2 separate regions of the Homo sapiens genome follow, and region 1 is linked to region 2. A link is an interaction called in ENCODE POLR2A ChIA-PET data of the cell type or tissue named here. Cell type or tissue: A673. All regions are shown on one strand. Each heading gives the region's core, and the rest is flanking DNA. Links, peaks and the distances in the headings are about the cores only.

What was found. Peaks named below come from ENCODE experiments on the same cell type or tissue, not always from the same donor. Only the 100,000 strongest peaks of a DNase experiment are listed, where the experiment ranks them.
Region 1: POLR2A ChIA-PET joins it to region 2 with 8 read pairs; 4 of 35 experiments call an interaction of 5 or more read pairs at or near these places.

What each region holds. Positions count from the first base shown.
Region 1 is chr4:1,688,815-1,704,947 of GRCh38, forward strand. SLBP (stem-loop histone mRNA binding protein) reads right to left here. Exons shown (of 8, transcript NM_006527.4): 3 at 14,782-14,886; 4 at 11,197-11,256; 5 at 10,750-10,887; 6 at 7,388-7,537; 7 at 5,960-6,026; 8 at 3,917-4,899. The coding sequence ends at 4,783. Among named protein-coding and RNA genes, the nearest start is that of FAM53A, 13 kb to the left of the region's middle. In A673, for the core only: no CTCF peak of the experiment used is centred there; no DNase peak of the experiment used is centred there; H3K27ac peaks cover 397 bases.
Region 2 is chr4:1,604,951-1,621,083 of GRCh38, forward strand. It overlaps a transcript of FAM53A not described here. Among named protein-coding and RNA genes, the nearest start is that of FAM53A, 71 kb to the right of the region's middle. RefSeq lists enhancers at 1-945, 6,802-7,429, 9,906-10,407. In A673, for the core only: no CTCF peak of the experiment used is centred there; no DNase peak of the experiment used is centred there.

The sequences.
Region 1 (16,133 bases), core at 7,074-12,073, 84 kb after region 2:
GGGTTTCTTCATGTTGGTCAAACTGGTCTCAAACTCCCAACCTCAGGTGATCTGCCCACCTTGGCCTCCCAAAGTGCTGGGATTACAGGCGTGAGCCACCGCACCTGGTCCAGCTAATTTTTAAAAATTTTTTTGTAGAGATGGGATCTTGCCATGTTGCCAGGGCTGATCTCAAACTCATGGCCTCAAGCCATCCTCCTACCTCAGCCTCCCAAAGTGCTGGGATTACAGGCATGAGCCACCATGCCTAGCCACAAGTTTTTAATTTTGATGAAGCCCAATTTGTCCATTTTTCCTGTTATGGATTGTGATTCTGCTGTCCAGTCTATAAACTCTGCCTAGCCCTAGATGCCAACAATTTTCTGCAAGTTTTATATTTTACACTTTACATTTAAGCCTGTGATCCATTTTGAGTTAATTTTTCTATAAGATGTGAGACTTAGGTTGAGGCTTGCATTTTTGCTCTTGGATTTTGCTCCAGCCAATCTAGCACATTTGTTGAAAATACCATCCTTCTCCACTGAATTTTTTTTTTTTTTTTTTTTTTTTTTTGAGACAGAGTCTCACTCATCACCCAGGCTGGAGTGCGGTGGCGCGATCTCAGCTCACTGCAAGCTCCACCTCCCGGGTTCACGCCATTCTCCTGCCTCAGCCTCCTGAGTAGCTGGGACTACAGGCACCCGCCACCATGCCCAGCTAATTTGTTGTATTTTTAGTAGAGACGGGGTTTCACTGTGTTAGCCATGATGGTCTCGATCTCCTGACCCCGTGATCTGCCTGTGTTGGCCTCCAAAAGTGCTGGGATTACAGGCGTGAGCCACCACGCCCGGCCTCTCCACTGAATTTCTTTTGCACCTTTGCAAAAGTCAGTTTGCCAGACTTTTGTGGGTCTATTTCTGGGTTCTGTGTCCTGCTCCACTGATCTGTCTATCCCTCCACCGACACCACAGTCCTGATGTCATATAACCCTTGAAAAAGATAAGCTCATTCTATTCACCTTGTTCTTTTTCAAAACTTTCAACTATTCTAGTTCCTTTACATTCGCATAAATTTTAGAACCATCATCTACAAAAAATATTGCTGAGATTTTGATAGGAATTCCATTGTAACTACATACATCCATTTAGAAGAACTGACAATTTTTTTTTTTTTTTTGAGACGGAGTCTCGCTTTGTCACGCAGACTTGAGTGTACTGGTGCAATCTCGGCACACTGCAACCTCCGCCTCCCAGGTTCAAGCGATTCTCCTGCCTCCGCTTCCTGAGTAGCTGGGACTACAGGCGCACACCACCATGCTCAGCTAATTTTTTGTATTTTTAGTAGAGACAGGGTTTCATCATCTTGGCCAGGCTGGTCTTGAACTCCTGACCTCAGGTGATCCACCTGTCTTGGCCTCCCAAAGTGCTGGGATTACAATGTAAGCCACTGCACCTGGCAAAAATTGTTTTTTTTTTTTTTTTTGAGATGGAGTTTTACTCTTGTTGTTCAGGCTGGAGTGCAATGGCACAATCTAGGCTCACCACAACCTCCGCCTCCCAGGTTCAAGCGATTCTCCTGCCTCAGCCTCTCAAGTAGCTGGGATTACAGGCACGCGCCACCACACCTGGCTAGTTTTGTATTTTAGTAGAGATGATGTTTCTCCGTGTTGGTCAGGGTGGTCTCAAACTCCCCACCTCAGGTGATCCGCCCACCTCAGCCTCCCAAAGTGCTGGGATTACAGGCATGAGCCACTGCGCCCGGCCCAAGAATTGACATCTATATTGAGTCTTCCAATCCATGAACAAGTTACATTTCTCCACTTACTAGATCTTTGTTTCATCAGGGTTGTGCCGTTTTCAGCATACAGGTCCCATACATGTGTTGTTAGATTTGAAACTAAGCATTCTAGTTTAAAAAGCCCAGAATCTCACCTGAATCCACTGCCTTGTGGAGGAGGCTCCTGACAGCTCCTGTGTTGAGCCTCTCTCCATGTAAAGACTGTCCCCAGCCCCCACCACACACATGCACACACACACACACACACACCCCCACCGCAATGAACAGCGGGGACAGACCTAGGACACCTGCTGCAAATGCTCCCAGGAGTCCCTGGCCCACAGCAAGTCTGAAATCCAGCTGGGCACACATCACCTGGCAGTCCCCTAAGCCAGCCTCAGTCCTCCAGGCTCCTGGCTCCATCTCTGAATTATCCTTCTTTTTCACAAAAGGCAGCCTGTGTTTGCAGCTGGAGAGTTTTATCTTCCTACTTCCCGCTGGTAGGAACCTGAGGGTTCAAGGCCTCTTGTATTGCCTGGCCCTTTCAGTCCAGCCTGGCAGCAGCTTCCGCCCATGTTAATTCTGTGACTCTTAATAGGGTTCAGTTCATTAGAAGCCACACCTGTGGGGCTTTTCAGACTAGCACCATCTTGGGCTCCTGCAGAGGAGCAAGAAGTCTTATTGAGGGAAAGAAAGGTTCTAACAGCTGGGCGCGGTGGCTTACACCTGTAATCCTAGCACCTTGGGAGGCCGAGGAGGGCAGATCGCCTGAGGTCAAGACCAGCGTGGCCAACATGGCGAAACCCCAACTCTACTAAAACTACAACAATTGGCCAGGTGTGGTGGTTCACGCCTGTAATCCCAGCTACTCAGGAGACAGGCAGGAGAATTGCTTGAGCCAAAGGAGGTGGAGGTTGCAGTGAGCTGAAGGCACACCACTGCACTCCAGTGAAAAGAGAGAGAAAGGTTCAACTTTCTATGGTTAACAGAGGATTTCATGCCACACCCTCAGCTTTAGCTTAGATCACCTTTCCAGCTGTCTTCTGGATGTCATTTTTGCTTGGAAGCCACTGAATTTTAGCCTAAGAGCACTGAGTGCTGCTCATCGCTAAGGACCTGCTCACAGTTTAGGGGAAGTAGCTCCTTAGTGACAAACCCAGGAGAGCTGCTCTCCGTCAGTCATGATGGAGGCCACAGCACCACTGAACTGTCACCATCTAACAAGGACCTTCACCTCTGCCTTCTCAAGACTGAGGCTTGCAGTCAGGCCCCCAGAACTCCTCCCACATTTTAGGACTCTTGAAGTCAATGCTGAGTGCTCCCACTTCGTGGCCTCTGCTTGCTGCCCTCCCCAGATGTCACCTTTTATCAGGCACCTCCTACCACCCTGAAAGAGCTGGGTCTCCTCACCAGGGCATGTGCTACAACCCCAGTGTCTACCACCCTCCACCTGACACTGCTTGAGGTCTCCATAAACAAGCTAAGTAAACAAGAGCTTCTGCCCTCTTCAAGCTCCTAGAACAAAGTTACCTGAGCCCATCCCTGGCTTAAGACCAGCCCAGCATCACTTGGAGGGATCTCCGGGACAGGTCGCTGTGGCGTGGACTAGTGGTCACGTCTGCAGGCAGCAACCACGGTCCAAGGGTGAAGGCAGTGGGAGCAGGGCACCCTCAGACTGATGATTATCCTGCTGCAGGGTCTCTCCCAAGAGACAGGGAAGGCTGTCATGCCAGTGCTGATGAATAAGCATCAGACCAAATGTGACATGTGACACCTATTAAAGAAGGCCCCCGGCCACACGCAGTGGCTCAAACCTGTAATCCCAGCACGTTGGGAGGCCGAGGCAGGCAGATCACTTGAGGTCGGGAGATCGAGACCAGCCTGACCAGCATGGAGAAATCCTGTCTCTACTAAAAATACAAAATTAGCTGCGTGTGGTGGCACATACCTGTAATTTCAGCTACTTGGGAGGCTGAGGCAGAAGAATCGCTTGAACCCGGGAGACAGAGGTTGTAGTGGGCCATGATTGCACCATTGCACTCCAGCCTGGGCAACAAGAGCGAAACTCTCAAAAAATAAAATTAAAAAAATAAAGAAGGCCCTTTACCCAGCGCCACTCACTGAGTGCCACTTGCTTCAGACACAAGAAAGGCAGACACAATTCTGACCCTCCAAACATGTCAGCTCTCACGGCAGCTGGCCCACCTGGCAACAGCCCCAGTCAGTGAAAGAGGGTTCTTTCCTTTTTATTTTTGCAATATCCCATACAAAAGCAATAGAAACGTAACAGTCTTAACAAGAAGTTTACAATTGAATATTTGAACAGAAAATCTGTACACATTATCATTTACAGCAATTTTACATGGTAAATTAACTGATTGTTTTAAAATGTTCTTTCTAAATCGCTCCACTCTGCTGCCCTAACTCTTGGAGTATTCTAAAGAGTCTAACTAGTGCTATTTACAAGTACCAAATTAAGACCATATAACTTACATAAAACTCATTAGTTTAATAGCTCAATTTAACAATGTCTGACTTCAGAATGCTGTTATGACATATTGATAAAAGGCCAAAAATTAAGTTTCCATAAAGATATTAAAGGTGTCTGAGAATACTTTGATGCCTATAAAAGTAGCTGACTCTCAATTGGTCCCATGGATTACATGGTTAAATCCAAAACAGTCCACCTGACAAGCAATAACTGAAGATGCCTGTGGAAAACCAGTTATGTAGACGTGTCAGCTTACCCTGGAGGACAACAGGGATTACGCAATTAAGCTCGCTGGAAGAGAGCTTCAAGTACTTTCTTGGACTTAGCTCCATTTACAATTTAAAACATGCAAAATATACTCACTATACATAAAATTAATGTTTCTTAAGAAAGTAAGGCAAAAATAATTCAGCATGAGCTAATGGACTGCTAACAGAGAAACCACCAGGTACAAGTGCACACACATGCTTGGTGCCTGGCCAGCCTTCCACCTAGTCGGGGAGGAGCTGTTTCTCTTCCTGGCCGCCAGGGGGCAGTTAGCTCATGGCTGAGAAGTCTCTCAAGGGTTCAGTTAAACAAGCTTCCAAATCAAACTCATCCTCCACTTGACTGTCCATGTGTCTCACCTTGGTGGGTGTGCCAGAGTACACATCCTGGAAAACAGAAGCATGGCTCGGTTGACATTCATCTCACCCTGAAAACAGGGGCCCCTTCCTACACCCCACTCCTTATGTGGTAAATCATGTGATGTAATGCACAGCAAGGTGTACACTTCACGTGCAACTGAGACAGATTTTAATAATAACACTGCAAAGAGAAACCACATGTACCATTTACAAGACACTGACGTTTAGATGTGCACACATCCCATTGTGCTGGGATTACAGGAAGGAGTCACTAGTCACTGTGCCTGGCCATGTACATAGTTTATAAGCACAGAAAGAATTGTAAAAGCCTAGACAAAACCACAAATAGTGGCTGTCTCAGGACAGGAGACAGTATTTAAACTGATACATTTAAAAACGGTTTTCTTTTCTCTTGAGACAGAGTCTCACTCTGTCACACAGGGTGGAGGGCAGTGGTACAATTTCGGCTCATTGCCACCTCTGCCTCCCGGGTTCAAGTGATTCTCCTGCCTCAGCCTCCTGAGTAGCTGGGATTACATGCCTGCATGACCACACCCAGCTAGTTTTTGTATTTTTAGTAGAGACTGGGTTTCACTATGTTGGGCAGGCTGGTCTTGAACTCCTGACTTCAGGTGATCTGCCTGCCTCAGCCTCCCAAAGTGCTGGGATCACAGGCGTGAGCCACCACGCGCAGCACATGGTTTTCTTTCTTTTTTTTTTTTTGAGACAGAGTCTTGCTCTGTTGCCCAGGCTGGAGTGCAATGGCGCCATCTCAGCTCACTGCAACCTCCACCTCCTGGGTTCAAGCTATTCTCCCACCTCAGCCTCCTGAGTAGCACGGACTACAGGCACCCACCATCATACCTGGCTATTATTTGTATTTTTGTAGAAACAGGGTTTCACCATGTTGGCCAGGCTAGTCTTGAATTCCTGACTTCAGGTGATCCGCCTGCCTTGGCCTCCCAAGGTGCTGGGATTACAGGCGTGAGCCACCGTGCCCAGTCCAAACTTCAGTTTATAAGGCAGCATGTGTTATTAACAATTCACCTGCAACCCCCAAGCTGAAAGACTTATCCAAAGTACTTACAAAGTCATCCTGAGAGCTGGTCTGGGGCTCGGAGCTGCTTTCTGCAGATTCAAGGTCTACAGGGTGTCTGTTAAACAAGATCCAACATGTGCGTCAGGCACTAACTTAACAAAGCCAGGAGACGGGGCGCTACAGACAAACCCCATCCATATGGTACAGCCACAACACTGACAGTGTGCCCGAGGCTCCCTGAGGGGTCAGCTTTCAGTGACTATTTGACAGACTTAATCCCAGCCCAATCAATCCAGCAAAGAGAAAGCGGATGGCAATGAGAAGCAACAAAAAGATCTGCTGGGCTCACCACACAAGCATCCTTGGAAACAGAAACACTCATAAGCCCAATTTTTGAGGGGGAGAAATGAGCACTGTGATGAACATACTATGCATTATCACTAATTTTTCCAAGTTTCTACTCAGAGAATGGGACAATGGTGTCACACTGGGGGAAAAAACCCAAATGACATCTGTCAGGACAAACTGGTAAAGCCACTTACAATCGTTTCAAACATGCCAGTCTCTAAAAAATTTCCCAGCACAGAGGAGAAACTCTAATTGTTTGTTTAAAGAATGTGTCTGAGGAAGCGAGAGGCTCAGGACCAGAGGGGAGCTGAGAAGAAACCCCACATAGAGGGAGGGAGGTACACGATCATTCTCTCTACCTTCCTGGTCAGCAGGTATTGCCATGATGCAGCAAAAGTTCAGGCCTGAGACATTTCAACTAGGCACAAGTTTAAAGGCCAACGGGGCTGGGAGCAGTGGCTCACCCCTGTAATCCCAGCACTTTGGGAGGCTGAGGCGGGTAGATCACAAGGTCAGGAATTACATGGTGAAACCCCGTCTCCACTAAAAATACAAAAAATAGCTGGGCGTGGTGGCGCGTGCCTGTAATCCCAGCTACTCAGGAGGCTGAGGCAGGAGAACCACCTGAACCCAGAAGGTGAAGGTTGCAGTGAGCCGGGATCACGCCACTGCACTCCAGCCTCGGTGACAGAGCATCTCCCAAAAAAAAAAAGCCAACAGAGAAAGAAAGCCTTCCTTCCTTAATTAAGAACTTTTATTTTCATGGTTGAGCCGAAATGACTCAAATACTTTTTAGGATATTTATATTTAAAAAACAAATTCCAGAGATTATTGTAATTTTTAGGGGAAAAACAACTACAACAACAAAAACAGCAAAACAACAAACAAAAACTGTATTCCCAGATTGACTTTGCTTGAAAAAATAAATTCAATCCAGGAAGCAAACTCTTCCTTCCAGCTGCCTCCCTCCCAGTACAGAAGAACTCAGCACCGAGCTGCAGCAGCTGCTCTGCTCCCCAACAGCTGCTGGGGGACTTGGCACCAGACCTCCTGTCCCAGTGGTGCGCAGCTGCTCCAGTCACTGGACCAATCAGAGAATCACAGGACAAGAATGCAATAAAGACATACATTTCTTGCAAATCACATCCTTCTTCCGCTGGAGGATCCCAAAAATGCAGAGCCACCTTCCAGAGTTTGATTTGCTGGTCCCATGAACGTCGACTATACTTCTTAAATTTATTAGGGGTCTTGGGATGAATGCCAGGTTGTCGAAGGTGTCTACAGGAGAAAGATTATTCTAGCACATGCCCACATGCCACTCACATTTCCACATTAGCCTGAAGATTAACCAAACTATGAGATTAGTATTATTTTAAATATTACAGATCACCAGGCATGGTGGCTCATGCCTGTAATCCTAGCATTTTGGGAGGTCATGCCAAGATCACTTAAGCTCAGGAATTTAAAAATGGCCTGGGCAACACAGTGAGACCTCGTCTCTATTTAAAAAAAACAACAAAACAGAACAAAAAAACAGCTAGGGGCTGGGAGCGGTGGCTCACACCTATAATCCTAGCATTTTGGGAGGCCAAGGTGGGTGGATCACCTGAGGTCAGCAGTTCGAGACCAGCTTGGCCAACATGGTGAAACCCCGTCTCTACTAAAAATGCAAAAATTAGCCGGGCGTGGTGGCCTGTGCCTGTAATCCTAGCTATTAGGGGGCTGAGGGAGGAGGATCGCCTGAACCCGGGAGGCAGAGCTTGCAGTGAGCCGAGATCGTGCCACTGCACTCCAGCATGGGCAACACAGCGAGACTTCACCTCCAAAAAAAAAAAAAACAAACGCTGCTGGGTGTGGCAAATCACTTGAACTCAAGAGCCTGAGATCAGGCTGGCCAACATGATGAAACCTCATCTCTACTAAAAATACCAAAAATTAGCCAGTCATGGTGGCTTATGCCTTGAGTCCCAGCTACTCCAGCGGCTGAGGCAGAAGAATTGCTTGAACCTGGGAGGCGATGGTTGCAATGAGCCTAGATCATGCCACTGCAACTCCAGTCTGGTCAACAGAGCAAGACTCCACCTTAAAAAAAAAAAAAAAAAAAAAAAAAAAAAGCCGGGCACAGTGGTTCACGCTGTAATCCCAGCACTTTGGGAGGCTGAGGCAGGCAGATCACCTGAGATCAGAAGTTCAAGACCAGCCTGGCCAACAGGGTGAAACCCTGTCTCCACTAAAAATACAAAAAACTAGCCAGGCGTGGTGGTAGACACCTGTAATCCCAGCTACTCGGGAGGCTGAGGCAGGAGAATCACTTGAACCCATGAGGCGGAGGTTGCAGTGAGCCAAAATCGTGCCACTGCACTCCAGCCTGGTGACAGAGGGAGACTCCGTCTCAAAAATAAATAAATAAATAAAAAATCAACTGAGATCCTACAAAATGAACAAATATGTTTAAAAAAATTAAAAAATTAAAAAGCACTATCCGGGCCGGGTGCGGTGGCTCACACCTGTAATCCCAGCACTTTGGGAGGCCGAGGCAGGCAGATCACCCAAAGTCAGGAGTTCGAGACCAGCCTGACCAACATGGAGAAACACCATCTGTACTAAAAATACAAAAAAATTAGCCCAGGCATGGTGGCGCATGCCTGTAATTCCAGCTACTTGGGAGGCTGAGGCAGGAGAATCGCTTGAACCTGGGAGGCGGAGGTTGCGGTGAGCCAAGATTGCACCATTGTACTCCAGCCTGGACTAGAGTGAAACTCGGTCTCAAAAAAATCACTATCCGCTGGGCACAGTGGCTCACGCTTGTAATCACAGTACTTTGGGAGGACTACTTGAGGCCAGGAGTTCAAGACCAGCCTGGGCGACATAGGGAGACTCCCATCTCTATAAAAATTTAAAAGTTTAGCCAGGTGTGGCGGCATGCACCGCTGGTCCCAGCTACTCAGGAGGTTGAGGTAGGAGGATTGCTTGAGGCCAGGAGTTAAGACTACAGTGAGCCATGATGGTTGGGCGTGGTGGCTCACCCCTGTAATCCCAGCACTGTGGGAGGCAGAGACAGACGGATCACGAGATCAGCAGTGCGAGACCAGCCTGGCCAATATGGTAAAACCCCATCTCTACTGAAAATACGAAAATTAACCAAGTGTGGTGGCAGGCGCCTGTGGAGGCTGAGGCAGGAGAATCGCTTGAACCCGAGAGGTGGAGTTGAAATTGCGCCACTGCACTCCAGCCTGGGCAACAGAGCAAGATTCCGTCTCAAAAAAATGAATACACAGTGAGACATGATATAACACTGCACTTCAGCCTAGGTAACAGCAAGACTCGGTCAGGAGGGAAAAAAAAAAGCACCATCACATTGAATCTTACTATTCCTTTGCCAGCTATGTTCCAAAAAAGTAAAAAAAAAAAAAAAAAATTGTTTTTTTTGAGATGGAGTCTTGCTCTGTGACCCAGGCTGGAGTGCAGTGGTGCAATCTCGGCTCACTGCAACCTCCTCCTCCCAGGTTCAAGTGATTCTCCTGCCTCAGCCTCCCGAGTAGCTGGGACTACAAATGTGTGCCACCACGCCCAGCAAATTTCTTGTATTTTTAGTAGAGACGGGGTTCCACCGTGTTAGCCAGGGTGGTCTCGATCTCCTGACCTCATGATCCGCACTCCTCGGCCTCCCAAAGTGCTGGGATTACAGGCATGAGCCACTGCACTCAGCCAAAAGTAAAATTTTTTTTTTTAAGAGACAAAGTCTCATACTCTGCAGCCCAGGCTGGAGTGCAGTGGTGTGATTAATGGTTCACTGTAACGTTGAATTCCTGGGCTGAAGCAGTTCTCCCACCTGTCTCCCAAGTAGCTGGGACTACAGGTGCAAACCACCACACCTGGCTAATTTTTAAATTTTTTGTAGAGATGAGGTCTCCTTATATTGCCCAGGCTAGTCTCCTGGCCTCAAGCAGTCCTCTCGGCCTCCCAAAGTGCTGGAATTACAAGCATGAGCCATTGCACCTGGCCCAGAAATGTAAATTTCAACCCCAATCCTGCCAAAAAGTTCAGGAAAACACTAAAGCTTTCTTTATATCCTTCTGTGTCTGTGTGTTTGAGGGACCAGGATAGGCAAGAACATGCTGCTTAAAGACAATAGGGCAATGCCAATTTTTTTTTCTCCAATTAGAATTTTACAATATTTAACTTGAACTTCATTTTTCCCCATCATGTATTTTAATAAGCTTACATCTATGATTGCTGACTCCTAAGAAATAAAATGTTATCTAACATTCAAAATTATATGAAAATGATTTTTAAAATCTTCATGTCTTTAGTTTTCCAGTTGCCAATCCATTCTTTATTTACGTCATAAGCCCCAGTAAGTCCCTATTAAATAGCTCTTAGCAGGTGTGAACTATCCCCAGCATCATTTGTACTACCCAATCTAAGCAACTCTTTAGAAACGCAATGCCACACAGCTTGTTCAAGACATGCCACTGAAACAAGACTACCTTGGGACTTCTTTAATATAACGATCGTAGGCAATTGTGTTCTTCCCATAGTTGATCTGCTTCTGTCTCCTCATTAGGACACTTTCATCTGTCTCAAAGTCAGCCGGCACAGTAGACATAGACTCCTTTGAATCAGAACTGAAAAAACAACAGATTAACAGAATAAGCCCTGCAATTAAGATCACCATGTATGTAAGGTAAGCCAAGAAAATGTCAAAACACAATAATGGAAGATTCACTCCAGATTCCCAACCATATGAATCCTAAATAGTCCGGAGACTGCATGTATGGGAATTTAGTACACAACAGATACAGTATTTCAAATTAGTGAAAAAGGTATTAATAAATGCTACTGCGACAGTCAGCATTTCTGACAGTCACAATTTTTTTTTTTTAACAAATTACAGGTCTATCAAATTAGAAAAGAAACATTTACACAGCCTTTACCTTCCTGATGATGATTTTCTCTCTCTTCCAAAGTCATTGATGAGGAGTTTCCTTTTATATCTGAGGGCAAAATAAATATTGCTGTTTTTAAAAAAGATATAAAAATAAAGCAGCCAGGTCTGAGGAAGCTCCACCCTGATGCCCGCAGGCACACCATCCTATGCAATCCAGAAGCTCCGTGGGCCAAAAGAAATCTTTGTCAGGTTCAGTTTAAGTAGTGAGATCCACACAACAAAAATTTACATTCCCTAAAACTTGGCAGCCTTAAAAAAAGAAAAACAAAACATAAATTGAAATAAATTATTTTAAAAACACCAAACTTACTAATGGGACTCATATGCCTACTGGGCACTGCATACCTTCTCCAATCCTGGAGACCAAACGTGCCCCCTTTTCTCTTGTTCCTCATGAACTTCCTGAGGCATCTGCTTTCTATTGCAGTCATTACCAGAACGCAGTTTTGCAAAAAAAAAAGTATGACATCTCCAAAAGGAGTCTAGCGCAATCTGACGTTGAAACCACGAGCTACCTTGAGCTCCAAGTTCATGTGAGTATCTTTTTTTTTTTGAGATGGGGTCTCACTCTGTCACCCAGGCTAGAGTACAGTAGCACGATCATGGCTTACCACAGCCTCATATTCCTGGGCTGAAGCAATCATCTCACCTCAGCCTCCCAAGCAGCTAGGACTCCAGGCAAGTGCCGCCACAACCATCTCCAAAAAAATTTTTTTCTTTTTTTGGAGACATGGAGGTCTGTGTTGCCCAGGCTGCTCTTGAACTCCTGAGCTCAAGCAATCCTCCCGCCTCAGCCTCTCAAAAGTACTGAGATCAGGAGTGAGCCACCACCCCTGGCCTGTCATGCAGGTATCTAAATTATGTCATGTATTACTGTGCCTCCTCTCAAAATCTAAAATCCACCCAAGTTTGCTGAGGTGTTCAGTGCAGTTTGGACGCCAGAAGGTAATGAAGTAATTTATCTCCCGTGCATCTAGAGTAGCACTGGCTATATAACACCATCTTTGTACGATTCAGAGATTAGTCCTGCAAATCATTTGCTGCAGGGCCTCATTCTCTCCAGTACCACAGATGAGAAAGACTGGTTTTCAGGTATGATGAAAATCCATTTTCTTTTTTTTCTTTTTTTTTTTTTTTTTGAGACGGAGTTCCCTCTTGTTGCCCAGACTGGAGTGCAATGGCGAGATCTCGGCTCAGTGCAACCTCCGCCTCCCGGGTCCAAGCGATTCTCCTGCCTCAGCCTCCTGAGTAGCTGAGATTACAGGTTGCTGCCACCACGCCTGGCTAATTTTTAGTATTTTTAGTAGAGACGGGGTTTCTCCATGTTCGTCAGGCTGGTCTCGAACTCCTGATCTCAGGTGATCCGCCCGCCTTGGCCTCCCAAAGTACTGCGATTACAGGTGTGAGCCACCATGCCATGCAGAAAATCCATTTTCATACTCTTATATTGCTAGTTTGTAGTCTGTTAGTCTCCTTAAAGCATAGTAAGCTGACATTTCATACCGCTCTTACTGTCAGGAAGTAAGCCGGCCTGTCAGTAATGGCTCACTAAAGGGCCAGCAGTTTAAATTACACAGGTTGCACTAAAAGCTGCAGCTTTGGCCAGGCAAGGTGGATCACGCCTATAATCCCAACACTTTGGGAGGCCGAGGCGGGCAAATCACCTGAGGTCAGGAGTTCAAGACCAGCCTGGCCAATATGGTGAAACCTAGCCTCTACTAAAAATACAAAAATTAGCCGGACGTGGTGGCACACAGCTATAATCCCAGCTACTCGAGAGGCTGAGGCAGGAGAATCGCTTGAACCTAGGAAGCGGAAGTTGCAGTGAGCTGAGATTGCATCATTACACTCCAGCCTGGGAAACAGAGCAAGACTCCATCTCAAAAAAATAAGTAAGTAAATAAAAGCCGTAGCTTTCCATCACAAAGGGTATAATCAACAGAGCAGCCCAAACAGTGCTGTTTTCCAAAACAGGACAATTTTCAGGCACAGACCCATGAGATATCTGAAGAACAAATAGGGTCCACTCACAGGACAATCTGGACAGGTGGAATACGCATGAATAAGAGCTGCAGATAACCCCTGGCAAGGGGTGACTTGAGGGAGCAACTAGGCTATCGGTATGCAAGAACTGTTCTAAGACTTGTGCATGCAACACAAACTATACAAGTCAAGTCAAACATTCTAATTTTATAATTGAGGAAGTCAAGACCTATATAAATGCAATAATTCACTAAAAACACTGGTACTCTCATCTGTGAACTCCTAGTTCATTTCTTCTACCAAGGCATACATCCACCCACACATTTTGATACCAGAAGAAATGACAAATAACTCCCCCAAATGTTCAATAACCAATTCCCACATATTCCCGTCCCTTTTCAAAGGAGGCTGATATAAATACCATCACTGGCTGCCAAAATGAAAACAGGTAGTCTAGGTATCGTTCCGCGGCTGACACGCAAGACACATTTTTCTTGAGACCCTGTTTATCAGCCACTTGTTGGCTAAAATTATCTTGTAAAATACTTCAACCAATTATGAGCCACATTTTAACTGGGTTTGAATAAACCCAGTCCTTGCAACTGGGTTTGAGTTAGACAACTCATCAAAAGAGAAAGGATCAACACACTGATAATCAAGGGAGATTAAACATGGTTAAGGATGCATTAGGTAATGAGTCAACGAAGACGAAGTAGCTTAGTTTGCAAGAACTTGGATACACACAACAATCTTGTGTGCAACTGCAAGAGGTTCACAGAATCCAAGTTTGAGACCTTTCCTTGTATGTTGGCATTTCTGAGCTGTTTGTTGCCTAAGCCAAGTGTCAATGTATTCCTTCATCTGGAGAGAGCACTCCATCTACTGTGCTGGGTTGTGTGAGCACCGCACACAGAAGGTCGGTGGTAACAAATGACTATAGTAAGTTCCTGATAGTTAGGCCGGGCACAGTGACTCATGCCTGTAATCCCAGCACTTTGGGAGGCCGAGGTGGGCGGATCAGGAGTTCAAGACCAGCCTGACAAACATAGTGAAACCCCATCTCTACAAAAAATACAAAAATTAGCCAGGCGTGGTGGCCTGTGCCTGTAATCTCAGCTACTCAGGAGGCTGAGGCAAGAGAATCGCTTGAACCCGGGAGGCAGAGGTTGCAGTGAGCCGAGATCTTGTCACTGTACTCCAGCCCGGGCAACAGAGCGAGACTGTCTCAAAAAAAAAAAAAAAAAAAGAAAGTTAGTTCTGATAGTCCTCCAGCCTGCAATCCAGCAGTAACACCATTGTGCACCTACTTCCACTCTTGGAAGGATTACCACCAAGAGGACAGTGGTCTTCAAGCTTGAAAGAGTGGACCCGCCTGGAGGGCTTTTCACAGGATGGCCAGGCCCCACCCCATTCGCAGGCCCAGGGAAGGGTCTGAGAATCTGTATTTCTAACAAGTTCCCAGGAAATGTTGATGCCTTTGGTCTGGAGCCCAGACCTTTGAAAACCACTGTTCTAAGACAAATATCAAATTTAATGTGTTACTGAAAACGCCACAGATTAACACTTCAAGGTGGTCCAAAATGTGTACCTTGCCATTTCTTTGTTAACTCTGGTCCTCATTTCATCTTCTTCAACTGCACTTGCCCAGTCAGAGCATCTGGAACGGGGTTTAGGGCCTTCAGGAGTGGTAAAGCTGCAATAAAAGGAAAATGCTACTGAACCATGACACATACTTTGTTTTCTTTCAAACTGTATGTCAAGAAATATTCAAAGGCTGGTGGGACACAGTGGCTTGTGCCTGTAATACCAGCACTTTGGAAACTGAGGTAGGAGGATCACTTGAACCCAGGAGTTCAAGACCAGCATGGGCAAGATAGTGAGACCTCATCTCTGTCCCCCACCCAAAAAAATAAAAGCATTATATCAGTGAACTATGTGTATCAAACCATACTAAACTGGAGTTTAGCAGGACAAAAGCAAACTAGATGTAGAACATAACCTATCAGCTGCATCTGTCTATCCAGGGCTGTCTTACTAGAGCAGAAGTCATGGAGCTCCTTGGCAGTGTGCCCACTGTGTTTGGGGGTCTAATAAAACCAACTAGATTTTAGACTTCAAACTAAATTATGATTCCTTTTGGGTGTCCACACTTCAGTAGTCCAGGGCTATCATATGGCTGAAATCAACTTATTTCGTTCATCTCTGGTATGTGTTTATAAAGTCATTAAGATGGGAGATTTGCTTCAAATTTTTGCAGTGTGTGTGGCAGTCAGAAAAACCCATATCTAGTTTTCAGCTTCAGTTCTGGCATTTCTATGGGTTAACCTTATCTCATTGATCCAACATCCGGCCTGATGCTGGAGCTTATGAAGTTGACTCTAAGAAGTTCAGAGAGTGTAGAGTTTCCCATCTTGTATTTAATTTGTCTCTATGCCATTAGTCCCAGCTTGAAGTCATTACCAATGTCAATGTTGACAGGATTGTGACAATATTGCCTTTCATAAAACCGACCACCAAAGAATTCCATTATTCTAACAAAGCCCGAGTTTCACAGATCGCGGGCACATCTAGACAGATGTGTGCATGCTTGACGGTGCAGAGCAACTACTCACTTCCAGCAACCTCGTGCTTCCCCTGGCTGGCCATACAGAGGGATTCGCTGTCATACTGAGAAGGCTCTGCAAGGTAAGTCTCTAATTGAGGCTATCTCAGGTGGGTGTTTCCGCTGTGTAGTCCCAAGCCTGTATCCATATAATAAAAGTGCAGGTCTGGCATTCCTCCAGGTTATCTGGCCAGTGTAGACTCCTCCATCTGAATATGAACCTCCAGGGTAAGAATTTTCCAGACATGTCTATACTAAACAGTATGATCCTGTACTTGCCAAATGTCTGCCTCCTCCTGTTCTGCACTGACCCATTCTTTTTTTTTTTTCTTTTTGAG
Region 2 (16,133 bases), core at 7,317-12,316:
CACGCACGTGGGGCCTCCACATCTCCTGCTTGGCAGGAACCTGCCCCTCTCTCTGGGACACCTGCCTGCTGGCATCTGAGCCAGACCCTGCTCCCGCCACCTGCAGACACCGGGCTCCACCTGGCTGCTGAGTCTCGGGTGTGCAGGGTGTGCTGTGGCAGCACCAACCACTCCAAAGCTGAGCGGCTTCCACCGGGCAATTTCACGATGCCCACGGCCTCCAGGCCCAGAATTCAGAGTAGGCGGTGGGGGTGGGGTTGTTTCCGCTCCACAACGTCGGAGGCATTGGCTGGGTGCTCTCAGCGCGGCCTCAGCTGGGACTGGAGTCGGAACTCCCAGCGCAGCCTCCCCATCCTCCCCATGTGGCTGGGGCTTCCTCACAGCCCAGCTCCAGGTCCCAGGAGCAAGTGCTCAGGAGAACCCAGGAGACAGCCGTGCCGGTGACCCAGCCTGGAGTCGCCCATTCCGCCCCCACCAAAGGACCCTGCACCCAGCTTCCAGGGGCTGGGCGTGGAGCCTGACTCGGAGTGTGGTTGTGAGAGGCCCAGAGCAAGATGAGCGTGAGGGAGGGGACGACGCGCAACCACTTTTGAAAAGCGTGTTCTGCCACAGCCGCCCTCCAGCCACACTTCCCATCCCTCCTCTCCCTGCGGGTCCAGGTGTGGACGCGGCTCCTCGGGGTGCCTCCTCCGTGCACCCCAGAGACCCAGGGCTCCCTGCCGACCCTGCAGGGTGAGCTCTGCCCACGTCCTGCACTCAAGGGTGGGGCTGCCCAGAGGCACCTGCAGGCACCGCCCGCAGCAGTTCTGAAACCCTGGGGCGGGCACAGCTTTCGAGGTTGCTGACTGGCGCACCCCTTCTTCCCAGGAGTCCTGGTGGCTCTCATGCTCCCGGCCCAGGCTTCAGAGTCTTCTCCCCTTTCCCCCTCCCCACTGGAGTTCAGGGGGACCCTCGTTGTCCCGTTCCTGTCCTCTTTAGCCCAAACTGGAAGTGCTCTCTTTGTTTTGTAGGCAGCATGACTGACGTTAGCTGGCCTAGCAGGGCCTGTGCCAGGAATTCTCTCCAAAATGCTGCGGGTTTCCTATGACTCTTTTTTTTTTTTTTTTGAGATGGAGTCTCGCTCTGTCGCCCAGGCTGGAGTGCAGTGGCGCGATCTCAACTTACTGCAAGCTCCGCCTCCCGGGTTCACGCCATTCTCCTGCCTCAGCCTCCTGAGTAGCTGGGACTACAGGCGCCTGCCACCACACCTGGATAATTTTTTTTTTTTTGTATTTTTAGTAGAGACAGGGTTTCACCGTGTTAGCCAGGATGGTCTTGATCTCCTGACCTCATGATCCTCCCGCCTCGGCCTCCCAAAGTGCTGGGATTACAGGCATGAGCCACCGCACCCGGCCTCCTATGACTCTTACTGGGGTCTATGTCATTAGACAAAAGCCACACTCCCCACCCCTCCACGGTAAGCTCTTCCCGCCGCGGGCTCCTCGCGGGACTGCTAAGATAGCCGAGACCCGATGCCCTTCAGATTCTAGAAGCCCCACTGTTTCATGCAGAGGACCGAGGCAGACCCCAGACCCCCAGAGTGTGTGAGGTGTGTGTCCTGCCTACCGCGTGACTCAGACAAGTGCATAATGACAAGTGCATAAACGACTCAATTATGTGGGACGGGTCCTCTGACGATGGCTCGTTTCACTCAGCATGGTGTCCCGAAGGTGCGCCTTCCTGAAGCACATTGAAGAACCCCCTTCCTTATCCTGGCTGCATAATAGTCTACTGCACGGATGGACCCCTGTGTAGCGTTCCCCTGCGAGGGACTCGGGCAGCCACGCCCCCTAGCTGTCGGGGAAAGCGCTGCTGTGAATGCGGGTGCAGCTGTCCCAGCCCCTGCTTTCCACTCCCTTGGGCCTGTACCCAGAGGCGGAATTTCAGGATCACCTGGAGATTCTGTTTAACGTTTTGGAAGCTGCCATGCTGTTCCCCACCGCAGCTGTACCACCTCACGTTCCCACCAACAGGGCACGAGGGTTTCGGCGTCTCCACAGCTTCCACAACGCTTGCCACTTTCTGGGTTTTTTGTTTTCTTTCTTTTGAGACGGAGTCTCACTCTATCACCCAGGCTGGAGTGCAGTGGCCCGATCTCAGCTCACTGCAACCTCTGCTCCCCGTGTTCAGGCGATTCTCCTGCCTCAGCCTCCCAAGTAGCTGGGATTACAGGCATGCGCCACCACACCCGGCTGATTTTTGTATTTTTAGTACAGACAGGGTTTCACCCTATTAGCCAGGCTGGTCTTGAACTCTTGACCGCAAGTGATCCGCCTGCCTCGGCCTCCCAAAGTGCTGGGATTACAGGTGTGAGCCACTGCATCCAGCCTCTGGGTTTTTTTTTTTTTTAATCATAGCCATCCTAGTGGGTGTCTCATTCCAGTTTTTATTCTATTATTATGGAAACGTGCGTGCGTACACAAAAGCAGTGAGACCTGTAGCATGGGACCTCGTGCCATTCACCCACGGCCTTCAATCGTCAACTCAGGAGCAAAGTGGCTCCATCTCCACCCCACCCATCCCCCAGAGCATCTTGAAGTGAATTTTCCATATCACATCCTTTCATCCATTCGGGCCTAAGTGAGGCCGCCCCCCCACCACTGATGTCCCCTAATCCACATCCATCCTGTGGAAATCAAGCCATGCCAAGCCCTGGCTTCACCCGCCCAGTCCGGGTGCAGTGGCTCACACCTCTAATCCCAGCACTTTGGGAGGCCGAGGTGGGCGGATCACCTGAGGTCGGGAGTTGGAGACCAGCCTGATCAACATGGAGAAACCATGTCTCTACTAAAAATACAAAATTAGCTGGGCGTGGAGGCGTGTGCCTGTAATCCCAGCTACTCGGGAGGCTGAGGCATGAGAATCACTTGAACCGAGGAGGCAGAGGTTGCAGTGAGCCGAGATCACGCCACTGCACTCCAACCTGGGCAAAAAGAGTGAGACTCCGTCTCAAAAAAAAAAAAAACACCAAAAGTAGCCGGATGTGGTAGCACGAGCCTGTAATCCCAGCTACTCAGGAGGCTGAGGCAGGAGAATCACTTGAACCCGGGAGGCGGAGGTCGCAGTGAGCCGAGATTGGGCCACTGCATTCCAGCCTTGGTGACAGAGCAAAACTTTGTCTCAGAAAAATAAAAACAAAAACAAAAAAATCACCTTCCCAGGACACAGAGAACAAAACCCCAGCTCAGCCACTGATGGTGCCCCTATGGCCCCCCTGGTCTCCTCAGCCCCTCCCGGCCTCTCCGATCTTCTATGTGTTCCACCTGCCGTGCCTGCACCCTGAGACCCCCACCCCAGGCGGCCCCTCCTGAACCTCCAGACCTCCGTGTAAACATGGCCTCCTGAGAGAGCCCCGTCCTGGGTGCCCCCAGCCCCATAATTCCCTCCACAGTGGCGACGGTGGCCTGAAACTGCGTGGATCTGCTGTTTCCATGCTCACGGGCCCCTCCCCGCCCAGGCGCCAGCCACGGGTGGAGGCTGCAGTTGTCTCCGTCTTGCTCTCTGTTGTCCCAGGGGCCTGTCCTGCTGGTTCCTGAGGGGCTCCGTGGCAAGAGGTGAGGCCCCTGGTGGGAGGGCCCAGTGGGTGGGGGAGGCTTAGAGGCAGCAAAGTCAGGTCAGCAGTGGCTGAAACCCAAGGAGGGTCCTGCAGCCGCTACACACACACTCTGCTTAGTAACGGCTCCGGCACCTGACACCCGCTGCCCACCAGTGCCTGGCCTCAGCCCCGTCCATCACTCCCCGTCCTTCACCCATCCCTGCTCGCCGGAGGGAGAGCCGTTTGGATCTGTCCAAGCTGAACAATGCAATACTTCTGCTGAGCTGTGAAGCTGATTAATAATTTGGAAATGAAATCAATATGGGTTCTGCTTTTCATTCCTGGTGAATCCTCGTATGCTGGGCTTACGGGACGGAGGGCGCCAGGGACAGGGACCATGCGGGTTTGGAGGCGGGGCCCAAGGAGGAGCAGGAGGGAGAGACACAGATGGCCCAGCGCTGCACCACTGAGCAAATGGGATGGCGGCTGCCGATGCAGTTCAGACTTGGCCTTGAATCCACGTCAGGAACCAAGCCCAGCGGTGCTGCAGACCCCAAGCCCTGGCTCCTGCTCAGGAGCCCCCTAGGCCTCTGGGAGAGAGGGCTGTCCAGAGTTGTCGCTGGTCTCAGGGATCCCCTCCCCTCAGGATGTGGCTCTGGCAGGGCTGTCTCTGCTGCCTGGGGTCCCCCACTCTCAGAAACAGAGTCCGGGGCCTGGGGTCCATGGCCAGCCCCACACCCCCATCCCTCATCAGCCCCTCGGGCCTCCTTCCAGCCCCCCAGGTCCTGACAGGCTCCAGGGCCTCACTGACTCTCACGGGAAGGCCCAGGCCTGCACCTGCCCCGGGGCCTCTGATATGGTTTGGCTGTGTCCCCACCTAAATCTCATCTTGAATTGTAACTCCCATAATCTCCACATGCCATGGGAGGGACTCGGTGGAGGTAACTGGATCATGGGTGCACATACCCTCATACTGCTGTTCTCCTGACAACAAGTGAGTCTCACGAGATCTGATGGTTTAATAAGGAGCTTCCCCCTTCGCCAGGCTCTCACCCTCTCCCCTGCTGCCCTGTGAAGAGGCGCCTTCCATCAGGGTTATAAGTTTCCTGAGGCCTCCTCAGTACATGGAACTGTGAGTCAATTAAACCTCTTTCCTGGCCAGGTGCAGTGGCTCACGCCTGTAATCCCAGCACTTTGGGAGGCCTAGGCAGGTGGATCACCTGAGGTCAGGAGTTCAAGACCAGCCTGGCCAATATGGTGAAACCCCGTCTCTACTAAAAATATAAAAATTAGCCAGGCATGGTGGCAGGCGCCTGTAATCCCAGCTACTCGGGAGGCTAAGGTGGGAGAATCGCTTGAACTCAGGAGGCAGAGGCTGCAGTGAGCCGAGATCGCGCCACTGCACTCCAGACTGGGCAACAGAGACTTTGTCTCAATAAATAAATAAATAACCTCTTTCCTTTATAAATTACACAGTTCTTTATAGCAGCATGAGAATGGACTAATATGGCCTCCCTGGAACCCAGGGCTTTGTGGCGGCCCCCGAGATGGGTGTCTCAGCCCCTGCGACTTCCCTATGCTTGTGAGCACCTATAACCCCTCATCATGGATGCTGAGCCCCCTGCCAGCTCAGTGCCGAGGGGGCACCCAGGACTGGGCCCGTCCACAGCAGCTTGTCCCCCTTCCCCAACCCCTCCCTACACCCCACTCAACGCGCTGCCCCCACACCAAGAATTTCTCCTCCCCTGGCCCCCAGACTCCAGCTGCCTCCCCTGGCCCCCGGACCCCAGCTGCCTGCCGGAAGACCTGCCACCCGCCTCAGGACACCGCCCGTGCAGGGGAGCCCAAGGGGCAGACGGGCAAGGGGAGGGATGAACAAGTGAGCAGGCTCTCGGATGCCCAGGCGTGGTGCAGGGGCTACGTGCCTCGAAGGTCTGTGGAGATGGTGACCGGGGATCCCAGCAGGGCCCCTGTTTTCGGGGCCAGAGCAGCAAGAGGTGCCCAACACTGGGAGGGCCAGACTAGGGCCTGGAGGACAACAGGGAGGGCAGTGGGGGTGGCCTGGGGTGGAGAGACTGCAAAGTCCCCAGGCAGGGCATCTGGGCTTGGGAGGGATTCCGCGACGTGGGGGGCGGCCTGGGGTGGGGGACAGAGGCCTGGGCACCCCAGCTGGGCAGGCGGCTGAGGTGGCTGTGACCCCAGGCCAAGGCTGGAGGGGCACCTCCCAGGCTCTCCCCCACTGCACAGCCCCATGACAGGGCAGGGCAGCCAGACGCCCCCATCTGCCCTGCCAGGCTCTGCGGCCACACTCAAAACACTGGCCCCTGCCCCCAACCCGGGCCCCGGCTGCCCTCTTTCTGCCCCCGACTCACCCCTGGACCAGCCCTGTCCGCAGCACACCCGAGGCCCTCAGGCTGCCCACACTCTGAGCACCCACCCTGCTCCAGGGCACAGCCCTGCCACTGGCACCTGCTGGTTGCACGGACGTGGGCTGGACCATGTGGCTTTGAACCCTGCCTGGTGACCTCCGGCAGATCCTCAGGGCCCTAGCTGGGGAATGGGGGCACAGAACGGGGCCTCTGGGCCACCCTGAGGTGCGTCTCAGCCGCCTGACCCAGCCCGGCTCACAGGAAGCAGGGGCGCAGTGGGCGGTGTCCCTCATTTGCAGCGACACTGTGTGTGGCCTTCACTCCTCTTGCTCAGCTCAGTCCTTGGAGCACTGGCTGGGCCAGGATATGGGGGTGTGGGGTCTGTCCGTGGGCCCTGAGAGACACCCCTGGCTGGAGGGGGGCCCCCGCCACCCCAGTTCGAAGCCTTGGTGTTCAGCAGTCAGTCTCCCCCCGTCCTCCTGGCCTGTCCTGGAGAGCAGCCCTCAGACCCAGCTCAGGCCACAAGGGCAGCTCAGGTCACAGAGGCTCCTCACCAGTCCCAGGGCAGGGAACTGAGCTGACCTGCACTGGCCCAGCTGGCAGAGCCTCTCCTGAGGTGCCCCTGGTGCACAAGAAGACAGGCAGCTCCTCACTTCAAAGGCCACATGTAGCCCCTGCTGGGCCTCCAGACACAGGCAGGTACCAAGGCCTGGGCGGGCAGCACCGTGCCAGGCTGCTCCATGTGCCAGCAGCAGAGGCGCCTCCGTGGGGGCCCTGGCTCCTGAGCCCTGCAGTCTCTGTCCACACGGTGGGCAAGGGGCCAGCATGGAGGGTGAGGGCCCCCCACCCTGGCCATGCCAAAGGTTCTCAGCACAGGCTGGAGGCAGCCCCTCTGCCAGGAGGTGGCCAGTGGATGGCGGCACATGCAGAGAGAAGGGACGACTCCAGCAGAGTGCTGCTGTCCGGCCGAGCAGCTACCCGAGAGCTAAAGTTCCTTGACCCGTGCCTGGCAGGGGAGGTGGTTTTATAGGAGCCATTGACCGGCGGCATTGATCCCCAAGAATGTATCGCACAAATCATTTTGCACTAAACTGCGGAATCGATGGAGAAATCTCCCGGAAAATTTATATTAAAAGTCTCTGTTTGCCTAAATGAGTTCCCTGTGCCCATATTGAATATTTGGCTGATGAATTGAATGGGTTTAAATTTGAACATTGCAGACCCATTAAAGAATGAATTCTTAAATCAAACCCTGCCGTTTATGATTGAAATGAGATTTCCTCTGCAATGGGCCAGCCACTAAATAAATCAGCTGTATGTTTTATACTGAACCATAAACAAGATATAAGTCTTTTAAATACACAACAGGTGCCTTAAATCTTTTGATGCATCTTGTATTTATCTGAAGTGCAGATTGCTGTATTTACACCAGGTCGTGCAAGACCTCTCACGGTGCTGCCAGTGAAGGTTAAAGTGGCTACTGGGCTCCCGCCAGGGCCTCCCGAGAAGCCCAGGCAGGGCCGAGTGCTCTCAGCCAGCACGCTCGAGGGGTGTGCTCCGCCCCCTCAGACACACACGAAGGCATGCGCGCACACACACACATGCTCACACACACCACACATGCATAGGCACACATGTACACACCCACACGGACCTGCACCCACACATCACACACACTCGCGTAAACACGCACATGGCAGGTGCATAAATGATACCTGCACAGATGCATACAAGCCTGGTGCATGCACACACGCCCAGGCCTGCCGCATGTGACACACGTGTGCTCACACTGACACACGGCACCCACATGCGCACAGCATAAACAAGCATGCACACACCAGCACATGTACACACAGGGCAGGTTCACAAGTGCACACATGTACACACCTGCATCCACTCACCTGCACAAATGTGGGTGCTTGCATGCTCTCGGGCACGTGATCACACACGCATGTATACACTCAAACGCATACTGACACACAGGCACATGGCACCCACTTACACACACATGCCAACACACACAAGGCACATGGCCTGCTACACATATGTACATCTCAGCACAAATTCACTAACCCAGGCATGCACACGCAAGCACAGACACCTGCGCACACACTGGCACGGCCTCCCAGCCCTACCCAGTGACCAAAGGGTCAGCAGAGGCAGCCTCTGCAGCAACCCAACCCGGCAGGGACAAGCTACTCGGGAAAACAGAGAACAGAGAACAGAAAGCAGGGCTATTCCCACCTCTGTGCACAAGGCATGGCCAACTCTTGCCTTAGTCCCGCCCCTGCTGCTGTAACAAAACACACAGACTGAGTAATTTACAAAGAACAGAAAGGTACTGGGGGTGGGAAGCCCAAGGTAGGGGCGCCGGCAGGTTTGGTGTCTGGCGAGGGCCCAGGCTCCGCTCCCAATATGGCGTCCTGTCACCGGGTCCTCACCCTGTCAAAGAGCAGAAGTGAGTGGGCCCAGTCCCTCAAAACCCTCGGTAAGGGCCCTAATCCCAGCCAGGAGGGCAGAGCCCCTGAAACCTAACCATCTCCCAAAGGCCCTGCGTCTTAGTCCTACTGTTGGAGCTAATGTTTGAACATGAATGTTGGAGGGACACAAACACGCAAAACACTGCAACCCTGATGCGAAAATAAGCACACGCAGGCACCACGAGAGAAGAAAGTCCCGGGCAGGCCTGAGATCCACACCGACGTGCGTGGCTATGCGTGTGTGTGTCACAGGCAAGCTGCATTCATGGAAATGAATCCAACAGTGTACCTTAAGTGACACCGTGTGAAGCAGGCCAGGTGTGCCGGGACAGCTCCACACCAGAAAATCACCCCTGTGGTTAGTTCCATCAGGAGCCACAGGAGAAAAACCACACAATTGTCTCAGAAGACTTGGAAATGCTTTTCATAAAGTTCAATAGTTATTTTTTTACATAACTCAAAAACTAGGAAAGAAAGATAATAGGATCATTATATGGAGAACAGTACCTGTACCTCACCTGTACCTCAGGTCCCACGCAAAGAGGGAGAGGCTGGGATCACATCAGCAGGCTTCAGAAACTGATACGAAAACGTCAGAGAACCCCGAAGAAGAAGTGAGCACCAAAGACTCGGCGATTCTCAGGAGGAGGGTGCCAGCTGGCTGGTATGCTCACGCGACCAGCCTCACAGGAGTCAGATGAATGCGGCCAGTCACGCTGGGCACCTGCCACACTCGGTGTGGAGCAGCAGACACTGGAGGGGCATAGCACAGCCACCGCCGGCAAGGACAGGAGGATTGGGGCCTGCAGGCTGCGCGCAGCCCATCCCAGAGGCCGGCTGTGGGGCTTGTGGAAAGGGTGTCTGCAGACCCTGGGGCTCCACGGCCCCACTTCAGGCCACACAGCCAAAGTCACGGGGCCTGCTGAGGAGCACCCAAGCATCACCCACCGGCGAAGGGGTGAGGGGGATACAGAGAAGTGAGGGGGATGCAGAGACGTGAGGGGGATGCAGAGACGTGAGGGGCATGCAGAGACGTGAGGGGGATGCAGAGACGTGAGGGGGATGCAGAGACATGAGGGGCATGCAGAGACGTGAGGGGGATGCAGAGACGTGAGGGGGACGCAGAGACGTGAGGGGGATGCAGAGACGTGAGGGGGATGCAGAGACACACCAGAACAACAGAAGAGGCACAGCCCCAGAGCAGCGTCACCGCAGCAGCAAGAGGACGGGGCGCCAGGTCAGCCGTCGCTGCCCCTGGGGTTCTGTCTAGGAAGCCTCTGCACAGGGAGCTCCTGCTCCTGGGGGCAGCCCAGGGGAGGTTCCTGCCGCCTCCGGTCACAACAGCTCCGTCCGCCAATCAATACCCGGCCCTGCTTTATGTGTGGCCCTATTCACAGACACCGCACTGAGCGTGTATATTGATCCCTTAACATCAAGCTCACAGCCAGCGGTGCCACAGCTCCCACCCAGAGGCAGGTCGCCCCACACGCATTTCTCCACGGGGTGCCCCATGGCCGTCCTATGCTGACGGACACCAGATGGCATTTCAGCACCGGGCACAGGGGCCGCTTTAAACAGCAAAATCACCAAAGGGACACGAGAGCAAAAACATGGCACACGCAAACCACAAAAAAGGACATTTACAGATGAGCAGAGACAGAAGGCAGGATGCGGCCACGCCCACCCCACCTGGGCACACAGAAGGCAGGACACGACCACGCCCACCTCACCTGGGGACACAAGGGAGGCAGGATGCAGCCACGCCCACCCCACCTGGGTACACACGGAAGACAGGATGCGGCTACGCCCACCCTACTTGGGCACACACACGGAAAACAGGATGCGGCCATGCCCATCCCGCCTGGGCACACATGGAAGACAGGATGTGGCCACGCCCACCCTACCTGGGCCCACACGGAAGACAGGATGCGGCCACACCCACCCCACCTGGGCGCACACTGAAGACAGGATGCGGCCACGCCCACCCCACCTGGGCACACACACGGAAGACAGGATGCGGCCACATCCACCCCACCTGGGCACACATGGAAGACAGGATGCGGCCACACCCACCCTACGTGGGCACACATGGAAGACAGGATGCAGCCACGCCCACCTCACCTGGGCACGCACGGAAGACAGGATGTGGCCACGCCCATCCCACCTGGGCACACATGGAAGACAGGATGCGGCCACGCCCACCTCACCTGGGCACGCACGGAAGACAGGATGTGGCCACGCCCATCCCACCTGGGCACACATGGAAGACAGGATGCAGCCACGCCCATCCCACCTGGGCGCACACAGGGGATGGCCCGAATTGTTTGCTGCTCCTCACATGTCCAAGAATGACCACAAAAGCACCACAAGTACTGATTTGGGGGTTGCCACTTTATCAAGGAGGCAAATGTGCAAATGCAGAATCCGAACAAGGGATTGGCTGCATCCACAGATGAAGGACCATGCACTTTTCTCCAAAGCCGCCATGCAGCAAAGACAGAGCAGCGACGTTAGGGCAGGGGCTGGGCAGGGATGGGCAAGGCTGTGGATGGCGATGTTTCAGAGACATCCGTTTGGCTGTTTCAACAGAGACCAACCTGCCACAGCTCAAGGGGCCTCCTGCCTGTCATCACCCCTGGGTGCTGGGCCAGCCACTGTGTGAGAGATTCTGGGATTCCAGGAAGGAAGGATGGGGGATGTTGGATGCAGTAAGCAGGTTCTGGTGCAGGAAATCAAGACACCGGCAAGACGAAGGGGTGGGCACAGCCAGGAGAGGAAGCATGTGAGACTGCGGAGCGACATGAGATGCAAAATCAAACACAAAATAAAACCACAAAATGAAACAAACCCAAAATAAAGCAAGTCACAGGACACATCAGCACTGCTGATGAAGACAGTGCCAGGAGCCCAGGAGCGGCTCACTCAGCCAGGCACGCAGGTCCCCACGGCCAAGGTTGGAAGCGGGGAGGTCCCACCCCTCCCTACTGAGCCCAAGGGCCATCAAGAGGGGCCAAGCAAGTTGGCGCCCAGCAGGCTGGATGACACGGGAGCCGAGCCATGATTGCGCCACTGCACTCCAGCCCGGGTGTCACAGTGAGACTCCATCTCACTGCACTCCAGCCTGGGTGTCACAGCGAGACTCCGTCTCACGTCTCAAAACAACAACAACAACAAAACTAAAACTGTGACTATTCTAGGAAAACACATGTTTAAAAGGCAAAATAGTTTATTTGAGCAAATACATTCTTGAATTGAGCAGCTGCAAACCAGAAGTGGTTGAGGGAATGCAGGGTGAAGGCTTTGATAAGAAGGATGCAGAAGTAAACCAAAGAAAAGCTTGGATTGGTGACAGTCACACTGTTGCCTGCTTCGGTCTGTCCCGCGGAGAAGCCTTAGTTATGTAAGTTTCTTGGCTGCTTTGGCTGGCTGAGCTTCAGCTCTGTTTTTCTTTAATATAGGCTCAAATTAAGTTTCACTTATGGGCTGGGCACCGTGGCTCATGCCTGCAATCCCGGCACTCTGGGAGGCCGAAGCAGGTGGATCACTTGAAATCAGGAGTTCAAGACCAGCTGGGCCAACAGGGTGAAACACCATCTCCACAAAAAATACAAAAATTAGCCAGGCACGGTGGTACGTGTCTGTTGTCCCAACTACTAAGGAGGCTGAGGCAGGAGAATCACTTGAACCCAGAGGGCGGAGGTTGCAGTGAGCTGAGATAGCACCACTGCACTCCAGGCAACAGAGGGAGACTCCATCTTGAAATTTTAAAAAAAAGTTTCATTTATATTTACAAATCAAGCAAGGTTGACAACACTCATGAGGCCTGCATGTTTTGTCTGCTCAGTCTCCATTTTAACTTAACTTTAGCAAACAGGAGAGTATCTTCATGACTTTGGGATCATGTGTTGAGTTATTTATCTGTTGAGCTATTTATGGTGTTTCTGAGTACATCTCTTCATCCACTTTTTTAGTTGCTGTTCTAGGTTATTACTTATACGTGGCTCATGACAGTTTGCCGGTGTTGACATTTTACCAGCTTCAGGGAAGTGCTGAAGCCTTCCCTCCCTGGTGTCCATTTAGTTCCCCACCTATAACATATCATAAACATTTCCTTTACATTTATCAAGAATCACATCAGTCGGTATTCTAATTTTTTTCTTCAACCATCACACATAATTTAGGAAACTCAAGAGGAGAAGGAAACCTATTATGTTCACTCATAATTCTGCCTACTGCGCTCTTTCTTCCTTCCTGATGTTCCAAGGTTTCTTCTTTCACTGTTTCCATTTCTGTTCCGAGACCTGCCTTAGCCACTCTTTTTTAGGTCCGCTGGTGACAAACACGCTTGGTTTTCCTTCATCTGAGGATGTCTTGACGCCCCTTTCATTCCTGAACGGTCTTCTCACTGGGTATAGCATTCTGGGTTGACGGTTCTCTTTCAGCGGTGAGGACAGCAGAGCCTCAGGCCTGAGGGTGCCTGCGCCCACCCCTTGAAGGGAGCGCCTGCATGTCAGGAGCACCCAGGAGCAGTCGGCAGCTGCTGGTGAGCAGCAGCAACTCCTTCACCAAGAGAGAAGTCGCTGCGATGGTGCCACCACAACAGAACTGACGTGTGTCACGAATGCTTGGCATAGAGCCGACCAGTGAGGAGACGGCTGTCAGATGCCGTGAAGATGGGAAGATGGAGGGCCGTGCTATGTCATGGCAACATACTTGGTGAAACAGTCCGTGAGGCAACCTGGAAGGAAGACAGAGGCAGGTGAGTGCTGCCTCTTGGGGAAGAAGTAGAACCAGAAGACAGGGCACGTGCTGCCTCGCAGAGACAGTGAGGCTGGCCTTGAGCCCGAAGGCCCATCACGGCAGGGGTGCATCCAGGCTGTGGCCCCCAGGTGGCCACCCTCAGTGGGGATGGCATGGGAAAGTGTGTCTGAGGGTAGGCGGGTGAGTGAATGGCCAAAGACCTGGCCAGAATCCCAGGAAAACCAGGCCCGGACTGGAACACCAGTAACTGTTGGGGCCTGACCACAGCTCCAGGCCCAAATGTCCCTGGGTGGGAAGTGGGCTGGTACCACAGCCGGGCCCCCAGGGCCCCCTTCAGACAGCCCCAGACAGGTGAGCAGGGATGGGAGGCAGAGTCTCCTGGCCCTGCTGTGCCCACCTGGAGGTGTGGGCTGGAGCTGCATGGGGACGGCAGCTCTGGGGAAGGAAGACGGGAGGGGAGGCTGTTTGGCAGCCTGAGGGGTGGACTGTGGCTCATGGCTGTGGCCGCCAAAGATGCCTTTCCCTTCTGGGCTGAAGCGATTCCATGCCGCCGGCCTCCCAGGCCATGGGGTATGGCCAGGAAAACGTGGCTGGAGGGATGGGACCCAGCCACAGAACCAGCCATGCGGGCCTGTGTGCAACCCCAGCACCATCCCAGCGGGGGAATGCCACCGCACAGATAAGCCAGCCCCGACCCCCAGCCCCCGACCCCCAGCCCTCTCACTGGGCTGGGCTGAGGCCTCCACGGCCCCCCGAGGGCTCAGGGCTTATCTGCGGCAGCCACAAGCTCACCTCAGTGAACACAGCACAGAAACACATCAACCTGCACCCAACCCAGCAACGCTGCTCCACGCTGCCAACAAGACGGGGAAGGGGATGCCGCAGAGCGTCCACAGGTGAGAGCTGGGGGTCCACTGAGCCCCCACCCCAAAGCAGCCCACATAACGGCCTGGGCTCTCTTCCTCCTGGGGTCAAAGACAGGCAGGCTCTGGGCCCACGCTGCTCACCCATCCTCCCTGAGCTCCAGCACCTTCTAAGTGAAGCAGGTTACTAACGAGTCACTGAACTTTGCAGCCACAGGCTGAGGCAGGAGCTGCCAGGATCCCACCTTGTGGCGAGCGGCCCCTTACCACTGCCCGGGGCTGGGCAAACACGGAGCTGGAGAGGGAACGGCACGCACTGCCAGGGCGGCCAACGACCCGGCCTCACCAGGGCAGGCAAGGCAGGAGGGCAGAGGCCAGGGCCAGCTGGTGGCGCGCATGGAGGGGTATGGCAGGCATGGCCTGGGCTCCCTTGCCCAGCTCGGCGTCTCTGGGGTTGGCCCACTTCAGGACTGGCCGGCCTTCCCGCCCTGTTCCCAGACTCATGCACCTGTGGACATGGGCACTTTCCTCCAAGCCGCATCTCCCTCCCGCACCAGGTGCTGGCCTATCTCTGGGTCTATACCCTGCAATCGGCTTCTCAGGTCTTCACCCCCCGGCCTCCCGTGACCACCCCCGCCCTTCATCTCCAGCGTCTCTGACTCACGCACCGGGCACCGGCCTTGCGCTTTGTCTTTTACTACAGATCCCAGTTCTGCTGTGCATTGGAGCTCCATTTGTACCACTCAGGGCCCTGGCAGGAATGGGGGTTCACGGCGTCCACACGCAAAGCCCTGTCCTGGGCATGTCAGGTCCCTTTCGCCCACACTGGCACCTGGATCTGCTTCACTTCATCTGCCCTGCGATCATCTAAGCTGTCCTCTCTCGCCTCATGGTCTCCACATTTCCTTATACTTTATTAAAAAACAAGTCAGCCGGGCGTGGTGGCTCACGCCTGTAATCCCAGCACTTTCGGAGGCTGAGGTGGGCAGATCACAAGGTCAGGAGTTCGAGACCAGCCTGGCCAATATGGTGAAACCCCGTCTCTACTAAATATACAAAAATTAGCCGGGCGTGGTGGCGGGCAGCTGTAGTCCCAGTACTGGGGAGGCAGAGGCAGGAGAATCGCTTAAACCTGGGAGACAGAGGTTGCAGTGAGCTGAGATCGTGCCACTGCACTCCAGGCTGGGTGACAGAGTGAGACTCTGTCTCAAAAAAAAAAAAAATTAATTAATTAAAAATAAATAAATAAATAAATAAAATGTCATCTTATTTCCCATAACAGACCTTTCTCAAGTGTGCCTGGACACAGCTGTGGAAGGAAATGGCCCCTCCTCCGCAGACATCCCACAGAAGCACCTGAGCTCTGTCTTCTCACTTTGTCTTGGAGCAAGGGAGGCCTTTCCGGGAGTTGTTTCCACAGAGGGGGGATTCTCTTTGGTTCCTGCCACAGTCAGGAATTGTACTGGCTGCATACAAAACACCATCACCACCAACAGGACCGTCATCACTACCACCACCATCAGCAATGCCAAAAACCTACAAAAGCACCACCACATAGGACGCCTGTAATCCCAGCTACTTGGGAGGCTGAACCCAGGAAGTGGAGGTTGCAGTGAGCTGAGACTGCGCCACTGCATTCAAGCCCAGGTGACACTGCAAGACTCTGTCTCACAAAAAAAAAGAAAAAGAAAGAAAGAAAAAACACCACCACCACCACCACCACCAAAAACAAAAACAATGATGAAAACATCAACAGAAATAACATCACTGCCAACAACAACAACATAAGCAACAGCAACACCAAAACACAACACTGCCATCAACACGGTAGCAGCAACCACAGCAAAAGTCAACTTCTCTCTCATGAGACCAGAGTTGGAGGTGGCCATGCCAGGCTGGGATCGGGTCCCCAGGGTCACCACATACGTAGGCAACCTCTGGCTTTTTTCTGCTCCACCTCCTCGCATGTGGCTTCCTGCCCAAGGTCACCTCATGGTTCAAATGGCTGCCAGAGCCCCAGCCATCACGCCTCAGTTTCAGGAAGCAAGAAAGAAGGAACACAAAGAACAGGGGACCCTTTTCCTAG